Linked DNA regions of Homo sapiens: region 2 is linked to region 1. The links are chromatin contacts, found by Hi-C in ENCODE. All regions are on one chromosome and are shown on one strand. The core of a region is the stretch at or near the end of the contact, and the rest is flanking DNA. Distances in the headings are between cores, read along the strand shown. Region 1 overlaps SLIT3 (slit guidance ligand 3). Region 2 overlaps SLIT3 (slit guidance ligand 3).

The links. A loop is a pair of places that touch in the nucleus more often than their neighbours do. Pooled maps may share reads with other maps.
Region 2: a loop to region 1 is called in a pooled map, with 2.5 times the contacts of the local background. The contact joins two enhancer-like sites. A Hi-C loop is called at or near these places in 3 of 168 maps with a recorded cell type or tissue (Caco-2, posterior vena cava and vagina) and 6 of 50 pooled maps.

What each region holds. Positions count from the first base shown.
Region 1 is chr5:169,159,117-169,163,814 of GRCh38, reverse strand. All of the region lies in intron 4 of SLIT3 (slit guidance ligand 3), which reads left to right. Among named protein-coding and RNA genes, the nearest start is that of MIR585, 100 kb to the left of the region's middle. RefSeq lists an enhancer at 1-3. Within about 2 kb of position 2,639, at least 15 of the 41 ENCODE cell types and tissues checked have a DNase peak (open chromatin) inside an H3K27ac peak, as active enhancers do.
Region 2 is chr5:169,284,047-169,288,744 of GRCh38, reverse strand. The region is part of intron 1 of SLIT3 (slit guidance ligand 3); the gene reads left to right. Among named protein-coding and RNA genes, the nearest start is that of SLIT3, 15 kb to the left of the region's middle. Within about 2 kb of position 2,016, at least 5 of the 41 ENCODE cell types and tissues checked have a DNase peak (open chromatin) inside an H3K27ac peak, as active enhancers do.

The sequences.
Region 1 (4,698 bases), core at 1,390-3,889:
AGTGGTCACGTCACCCTTCCTTCCGTTGTCCAGTAGAATGACACTAGATAGTTCCTGAACTTCCTTAGTATTTCCCGATATGCTCTCTGCAATGATAAAATATCCAGATTTTATCTGGGCTGATAGCTCATGCTATCTGTCTAATCGCTTTGGTGAGGTTGCCAGCCTCAAGGAGAAATCAGGGAGAATCAGAAATTAAACATTTTTCAGTCATTTTTTTCACACATATAAGTTGCATTTTGGTTGTTCCTCTAGAGAGACACTAGGGAAAAGGGAGCCGCTATGATGTCCACAGCCCTCATTCCAAACACCCATTGATTAAACAGAGCCTGGCTCAGAAAGCCTGTGTCGGGATTAAGGTACTCATGTATCTTAAGTGCAACTTGGATTTCCCAGTTCAACCTGGGCTTCATGCATTGGAGTCTGCACGTTCAAAGTGAAAGTCATGTAAATCAGATGAATTTGACTATCAGCCTGGCACACCTTTTCATTTCCTTTTTTTTCCTCGCACGGTGGCCTGGGCTGGAATGCAATGGCACAATCTTGGCTCACTGCAACCTCCGCCTCCCAGGTTCAAGCGATTCTCCTGCCTCAGCCTCCTGAGTAGCTGGGATTACAGGCACACACCACCATGCCCAGCTAATTTTTGTATTTTTAGTAGAGGCGGGGTTTCACTATGTTGGCCGGGCTGGTCTCGAACACCTGACCTCATGATCCACCCACCTCGACCTCCCAAAGTGCTGGGATTACAAGCGTGAGCCACCGTGCCCAGCCCCTTTTTTAATGATCATCAGAGCCATTTTCTTCTCCCTCCTGTCTGTTATTGAGATATTTACTCTGTGTTGGAATCAGGTTCAAGTTCCCCATTCTCTGCAGGTCTTTCTCCCTTAGAGCTATCTCCCTACTCCTACCTTACCTTCCTATTATGATTTGGCAGTGAATCCTGTATCACCTGGCTGACAGATCTTAATGATGACCCTGGCCATTTAGCAACTAAGCCTCCTACCATGTGCCAGGCATCATACAAGGTCATTGCCCTAACTTCATTTTATCCTTACAGCAGCCTGAAAAGGTAAGGGGAGCCAGGCCCAGTGAGATTAAGTGACTTCATTAAAGTCCCACTCATAACAATCGGGGTCAGGAATGGTGTGAGCTCTGTTTGACCCCAAACCTCTGAACACGGATGCTTTGACTCATGGTGTGGTCAGTGCTGTTGGATAACTTTGCGCACATGCTTGTCTGGTTTTGATAATTAGGGAATATGCTTTGCAGGGCAGGAAGCTCACATTTCTTTGTGTCCCCATGGCATCTGGCACAGCACTTTTCACTCCAAAGACCTGCATGACTGTGTGTTGCTTGAGAGGTCTGAGCAGCTCATGTTCACTTTGTGCTGATAACCTGGAGACAGGAAGGAAAGGAACTTCTTCTCCTGCTGTAAGGGCAACATGGCGATACACAGCACATCTCAAACTCTGTGCATCCCAGTCTCCTGGAGGACTTGTTAAAACAAATCGCTGAACCTACCCACCAGTTTCTGAGCCAGTGGTTCTGCATGGGGCTGGATAATTTGCACATCTACCAAGATCCCAGCTGGTCTTGGACCCCACTTTGAGGATGACTGTCATACTGGGAAGTACAACCCAAATTCGAATCCCATCTCTGTGGCTTACTAACCACGGGCAAGTTTCTAGAACTCTCAAGGATCCAGTAGCACCCTCTGTAATGAAAGCATAATAACATCAACAAGTTGTTGTGAAAATTAACTGAATATCCCATATATACATAGTATTTCTTTAGCAAATACAGATACAGCACTTTATATGTGCTAAACACGTGTTGGCACCCTTTACAAACATGAACTTAATTCTCATAACAAGGCTAGGTAGTAGTCCCTCTGTTTTCTTCCTTGTACAGAGAAGGATACTGAAGCCCAGAGATGGTCTATGACTTGCCCAGGGTCACCCAGCTAGTAAGTGTGCAGAGCTGGGCTATAATCCAGACAGCCTGGCTCCTGAGGCCCCACCCTCAGCTACCACAGTGGACAGTACCTGGCCTGTCTCTTCCCCATTCCCAGGTTACACTAAGAATGGGCCCTACAAAAGGGCAGAGATTATTTTTCTAGTTCATAGGCAGATTAACCATACATGAAAAAAAAAAAAAAAAGACTGTTTTATGACCACAGCTTTGAAACCACATGGTTGGCCTCCCTTCTGATATCAGTATGGTCAGCCGGGAGTGACTGTTTCTCTTTAAACATCTCTGGCACCGAGGTTTATCATTGCTCAAGAGGACGGTGCTTTAAAGAGGCCTTCAGGCTGAAGGAGTGGAGGCGGCAGGATGCGGGTCAGTAATAAAAGTGAAGAGAGATTTGCAGCTCCCCCATGGAGGGCCTCAGGAGTCTAGCCAGTGGGCGGGTACAGAGGCTCGGCCCAAGGAAGGGGCAGTGATGGACAGGGTGGGAGGGGAGCAAATAGTTTCAGCATGGCAGAGTAACTGAAGCTGAGAGGGCAGGCAGTGGGAGAATTCCAGCTATGTCATGGGAAATGGCTATGGCCAGGGCTCTGAATTAGCGGCCGACCACAAATCCCCTGGGACCCTGCCAGGGGTCAGGAGACTGGGGCACCGCTGGGATGCCAAATGGTATGCCATATTTCATTGTCAGAGGAGGAGGAGGCGATTTTAACTGTTATCCCTAGATGTGAGTGCTGGCACTGCCAGGAGCTGAGAGCTGGGTGGGGACGTATGTAGGAGTGAGAGAGAAGCTAGAAAAATCCGCTTTTCATTCCAAGGAACAACATAGAGGAAAGACCAAGCCATGCCGCTGGGGATTCGCATGATCTCAAAGCTTTTTTGGCCACCATCTCTGAAGGCTTTCTGCCCTTTTTTCTTTTCTCTGCAAGGTGAGACATCAAAGTCTCCCATTGCCATGTTAGAGAGCTAAAAGGGAAATGCTGACCTGGATCCCTCAAAGTGTAGGTGGATGGAACAATGGGGCTTCTGGGAGAATGGGCTTCACGTGGTTGGCCTGTTTGACATCTTTGGCTTGGAGCTGAGCAATGAAATGTGGAAAAAAATCAGCTTTGAAAGTAAACGAGCTCAGTGCCCAGCCCACGCTGGGGATGCTGGGAGGGATAGGGTTGTATCACTTGATTCATTCCTCCAGCTTATCTCAAGTCCTGGCACCATGAGGCCTTTATAAATGTTTGTTGAGTGAATGAGGGGACTGATTGATTAATTGCTTAATTATGTCCAAACGGATGATAAATTCAAAAAGAATCTTGGCTAACTCTTTAGAAATGCTTGATGAATTAAAGGTTTTTCTGAACTCATCATCGCCCCCTGTGACTGTGAAAGGAAGCCTTTCACCCAGGCTAAGAGGAATGGACACGTCTCTTTTTTCTTAGGTATTTCACTGGATTTCATTTACACTGTAAATAAAGGTTAATAGCCTAGGCCTTAAAGTTAGACAAGTGAGGTTCACACTGGGCAGGTGAGATGTGTGCCCTTAGGCAAGTCACTTAACTTCTCTGAGCAGTAATTTTCTCATTATAAAAGGAAGATAATAGTAGTGTCTTCCTCCTCAGACCATTAAAATAATCTCTCTGAATGGCATGGCACAGTGATAGACATGTAATAGCCTTCAGTAAGTACAACTCTTTGGGATCAGTGAGGATTAAGTTCAACTAAAGGAACATAAAACCCCTTAGTAATGGCTTAAACAAGGTAGAGATTTGTTTTTCTTTATGAATCTACAATTAGGAAATCTATAGTTGGTATGGTAGTTCTGCTCTACCAAGTGCTCAGAGACCCAGGTTGATTTGGCTTTGTTCTATTATCCCTATGTTGTGGCCTTATCCCAGTAGTCTAAGTTGGAGTGGCAGCCATTATATACATTTTCTAAGAGGCAGAATGAAGGAAAAACAAAAAATGGGAAAGGGCATGTGCTGGTTGCATTTTAAGGGAAGTAGCCATGTAGCACTTTTGCTTATATCACGTTAGCGTATAGTTGGGTCATGCTTTTTTTTGTTTGTTTGTTTAAGAGACGGAGTCTTGCTCTGTCACCCAGGCTGGAGTGCAGTGGTGCAATCTGGGCTCACTGCAAGCTCTGCCTCCCAGGTTCACGCCATTCTTCTGCCTCAGCCTCCCGAGTAGCTGGGCCTACAGGTGCCTGCCACCACGCCCAACTAATTTTTGTGTATTTTTAGTAGAGACGGGGTTTCACCATGTTAGCCAGGGTGGTCTCGATGTGCTGACCTTGTGATCCGCCCACCTCAGCCTCCCAAAGTGCTGGGATTACAGGCGTGAGCTACCGCGCCTGGCCTGGGTCATGCTTTTTAAAAAAATCTACCAGTCTCTGTTTTTTGCTGCTGTTGTTGTTTTGTTTTTTTGAGATGGAGTTTCGCTCTTGTTGCCCAAGCTGGAGTGCAATGGCACGATCTCAGCTCACTGCAATCTCTACCTCCCGGGTTCAAGCCATTCTCTTGCCTCAGCCTCCTGTGTATTTGGGATTACAGGCATGTGCCACCATGCATGGCTAATTTTTGTATTATTAGTAGAGACAGGGTTTCTCCATGGCTAATTTTTGTATTATTAGTAGAGACAGGGTTTCTCCATGTTGGTCAGGCTGGTCTCGAACTCTTGACCTCAGGTGATCTGCCCACCTCGGCCTCCCAAAACGCTGGGATTACAGGCATGAGC
Region 2 (4,698 bases), core at 767-3,266, 130 kb before region 1:
GTAATTAATAAGTGACAGTGTCCAAGACAGTAGGACCAAATAAGGGAATCCATGAAGGATGGAGTCATTTAAAGGGGCCATTTATTGAGTGTCTACCACAATGAATAAAGCAAGTGAAATGTTCTGGTAACTAGAACAGTTCAAACTAACTTCAAAGTTAGTCTGGACTGTCTCTCCCTCTAAATGACTGACAAGGCAAAGGCTACCATGCTAGGTTCAGAGCAGGGAGATTTATGGGTTGGGAGAAATGCTAGAACCATGAAGGATGTAGCACCAAACCCTCAGGAATCATTGATGAAAGCAAGCCCCCTCATCCCTTTTAGTGGGTACAAATATGTAGAAAGCCTCCCACATCATAAAAAAATAGTACAAGTGGAATTAAAAAAAAACTCAAGGGGGAAATATTAATCTGAGAACAATTGTATCTGAGAAAGCATTCAAGTATGCCTCTGCAGCTAGCTGGCAAACAGCACAAGTTCTGCATTTTATTAGAGTTCTAACTCTGTGTAGAACACTGACCTTATTTGAGAAGCATTTCATAAACACTGACACACAGCACAGCAGCATTTGAGGCCATGAGGAGATACAGGGCCTTCTTTAGGGGGCCAGCTTCCCTTCCCCTCCTCGGCTGCAAGGGACCCCTAGGACATTGTTTCCCTGAGTGGTAATATCTTTATTTTTCTCTCTTAGGTTTAACTCAGCAGGAGGAATTTTCCTAGGGGAAAATGAGGGAGGGGGATTTGGAATAAAATTTGTACTTTGGGCAAGTTTGCCTAAGCATGGGGTAGGCGATGGGGAAGACCCTGCTCTGGGAGAAAGGGTCTAAGAACCTTCACTTGGCCAGTGGAGTTTCTTTTTGGAGATCTCACCTGGTGCCTGGAGACCTATGCTGTGGCTGTGTCAGAGGCAGGTTCTCAGGCAGCATTCACCAGGTCCTTTGGAATGCAAGACTTGTGGCTTGCAACCGCCCTGAGAAACGCGTCCACCACATCCCCTCCTGCTAGAAGCTGGCACCTCCCTTTCCATCTGCTGCCAGCGTACAAGTTCTGAATTTGTGCCACAGAACTTGGTTCTGTTCCTCCCCCTCTTGTTGGCTTCCCTAGCCAAGAGATTTTCAGGCTTTTGAGGTATCACTGGAGATCATCTGGTCTACTCCCTCCCCACTGATCTCAACCCATCTCCAAAGGGAAATGCATTAGAAAGGTCACCAGAGAGGACCTCAGCTTCCTGGTGTGGTCTGCCCTTATGAAAAGGTGCCTTCATTTCTGCCTCATCCTGTGCAAAGATCATGCAGAGCCATGGGAAGCCTCTGCCAATCTGGGAAGCTAGGGAGACAGAAGAGGGACCACATCTAGTACAAAAAAAAATAGGGAATCATGTGGAAGCAGAGGGGAGAGGCACCAGATGGGTGACTCGGGATGGCAGATCATATCCTGAGGGCTCTCAGCACCAAGCCTGCAGCTTATTTCGAGTCTAGAGAGGGAAGATCCCAGCTGAAGAAAACGGCAAGGGAAGGAACACTGGGAACCAGGACTGGAGCAGGAATCCAAAAATGGGAAGGCCAGTTGCTTCATGGGAGCTTTTAATGACTCTAGTTCCCTACCAACACCCCTCCCCTTCTAATTGCTTCATAGCACAAGATGGTAACCAATCTGCTCTGTTTACTCTGTTTAGGCATACATTTTAGTACTTTCTGAAACATTTCCCATAAGCTTCCCCCTGCCGTGTGCCCTCCTTGTACATTCTAGAAATTTTGCAAAGACCTAAGTCTCCTCTGGGTTCTTTCCTGACTGGAGCTGCATGCTGATTCAAGCCATATTCAGTCAGGAAGCTCTCTTCCCGTCTTTAAAACAAGAAACATCTTCTTCCAAGAAGACTGCACTACAGTTTTCTTTGTCTGTGTTGCTAACGAACAAAGAGGCCCCATTGCAAAACAGCATTTCACGAGCAGAGCAGGGCTGATAGCACCTCTTGCCAAATGTGACTGTGTGTAGTTGTGTGGGGGGAAAATAGCTTTGTCGAGAGGAGGGCCGAGGGAGGCGGCTCTGGGGAATTTTTAGCAACTGCAGCATGGTGTAGTGGAAAGAATGCTTGCCTGGGAATTTGGCGACCTGGCCGTACCTCTGACACACCATGTGACCTTGGACAAGTCATTTGACCTCCCTGGGCCTCAGTTTCCTGATCTTTAAAGGGGATGAGGGAAGTAGACTGGATGATCTCCAAGGATCCTTTCAGCCCTATGCATCCTCACTTCTGGGGGCTGGGATTTGGGGTTTAGACCTGAGCCAATATCCAATTCAAGAGACTTTCTAGAGGCAAGAGAGAGGCCAGGACAGCTGCTTCGGGAAGTGGCTGGTCCTTGATTAAGGCTCAAATAATTAGCTCAGCTCCACAGTAAGCCTTCTGAAATTAAGAAAAAAAAAGATGTTTAGTTTAAAAAAATAGCAGTCGGTGTTTCTTAAAACTGATTGGCTTGGGGCTTTGTAGGTTTTATTCAGAGACATAATTTTGCTTCCTCTATAGTACAGCAGTTTAGATTATTGATGCTTTGATGCTGGAGTTAGTGTGACCTGGTTTTGAATGCCATTAGTAGCTAAGTAATCTTAGGCATGGTCTTTAATAGTAACCTGCTTCCCTGGCTTACTAGGAAGATCAAATGAGGTAATACATGTCAAGCTTAGAGGACAGTGTCTGGCATTAAATAATCACTCCAAAAGCCATTATTATGGCTATATTTTGCTGCTTAACAATCCACCCCAAAACTTAGTGTTCTAAAGTGACAACCATTTTATCATGCTCAATGATTCTCTACGTCGTAGTGCAGTAGAGATGGCTTATTTCTGCTCCATACAGTCTGAGGCATCATCTGCAGAGTCTGGAATGACCAGGAGAGACTTGAATACCTGGGTGCTAGAATCCCCAGCAGGCTGTTCACTCACATGTCTGGCACCTAGGCTGGGATGACTTGAAGTCTGGGCTCAGCTGGGACTGTTGAGCAGGGTGTCTACACATGTGACCTCTATGTGGCTTGAGCTTCCTCACAACATGGTGGCCTCTGAGTAGTCTAACTTCTCACATGGTTGCTCCACACTCTGAGAAGAGGTGTGCAGCAACTCAGAACAACTCAGAAGTAGCATGGCTTTTTATGAATGGACTTAAAAGCAACATAGTACCCCTTCTGCTCTGCTCTGTGGCTCTGAACAGTACAAGCTTGCCCACATGCAAGGGTAGGGGTCATCTCTCCATGTAAGAAGTCTCAGAAGTTGCAGCTGTGTTTTAAAACCTCCACAGCTATATAGTTATGATCATCATTTTTCTGTACCATATAATCTAATCTCTTAAGTAGACAAAAAGTTCCTTGAGGACAGGAGCTGGCATTTCTCTATAGAAGCTTAGTACAATGCTTGTGAAAATAAGACAAAATCAACATATTTTCAAAAATCAAATTGAATTGGATAGGCAGCAGATTTGGTGGAAAGACCAGGAGCTTAGCGCCAAGGAGATCTGGATTCAAAAATCTGTATTCAGGCCCAGGTGCAGTGGCTCACACCTGTAATCCCAGCACTTTGGGAGGCTGAGGTGGGAGGATCAGTTGAGCCTATGAGTTTGACACCTACCTGAGCTACATAGTGAGACCCCATCTGTACAAAATATAAAGATAACAAAATTAGCTTGGCATGGTGGTACACAACTGTGGTGCTAGCTACTCAGGAGGCTGAGGTGGGAAGGATAACTTGAGCCCAGGAGGTCAATCTGCAGTGAGCCATGATTGCACCACTGCACTCTATCCTGGGTGACAGAGTGTGACCCTGTCTCCAAGAAAAAAAAAATCTGTGTTCAAAATGTGCCCTTTGAAAAATTACTTGTCTTTCTCATAAAAAAAAGACATAAAGACAATAATACTTATCTCAAGGATTGTTGTAAGAACTAAGGATAGTAAATGCAAAATGCCTAACACACATTCAATGCTCTAACTAAATTACAGATATTGTGAGGTAGTGTAGCATTGTGGCAAGCACCTGGATACTCCACTCAGACAAACCTGGTTTCAAATTCCATCACTTCTCATTGTGTGAATGTAGATAAGTCCCTTCATCTCTTTGGGTCTCAGGATCCTCATCTGTAAAATGGGTACTATAGTAACTGTCTTGTAGGGTTATTGTGAAGATGAGGAATGCTTCTGTCTCAGACCCTGACACATAGTAGGGACTTAAAATGGTACCTATATTAGCCACAGTTAACAATTTGTGTTCTTTTGTTTGTATATTGATTTGTCCATGAATTTATGCACTGAACAATGACTCATGCAATGCTAATAACTCACAATGGCTTCATTTTTCAAGTTTCTGCATGGTAGTGTCTGCTGATGCCTAGATCTGGGAAGATACCCTCATGGGATAGAGAACTAGCCCTTTGGAAAGGAGCTCAGGGTCCCAGGTAAGCTGCCCGGGACAGTACACTATTTTGACACATCCACAGCTGAGTTTTAATTGTCCCTGTTGGCTTTTGACCCTAGAGATCCCCTGGCTTCCTCCAGTTATAATCGTTTTGCTCAGAGGTTCACATTTTCTTTCCTCACCGGATAGATCCTGTCCCTTGCTGCTGTGCAGCCGTGGGCAAACATGTTAGCTCTTACCTTGTGTCTGTTTTTTGTCAGTGCCTTTTTTTTACAGCATTGTTTTATTGGCTGAAATTCAG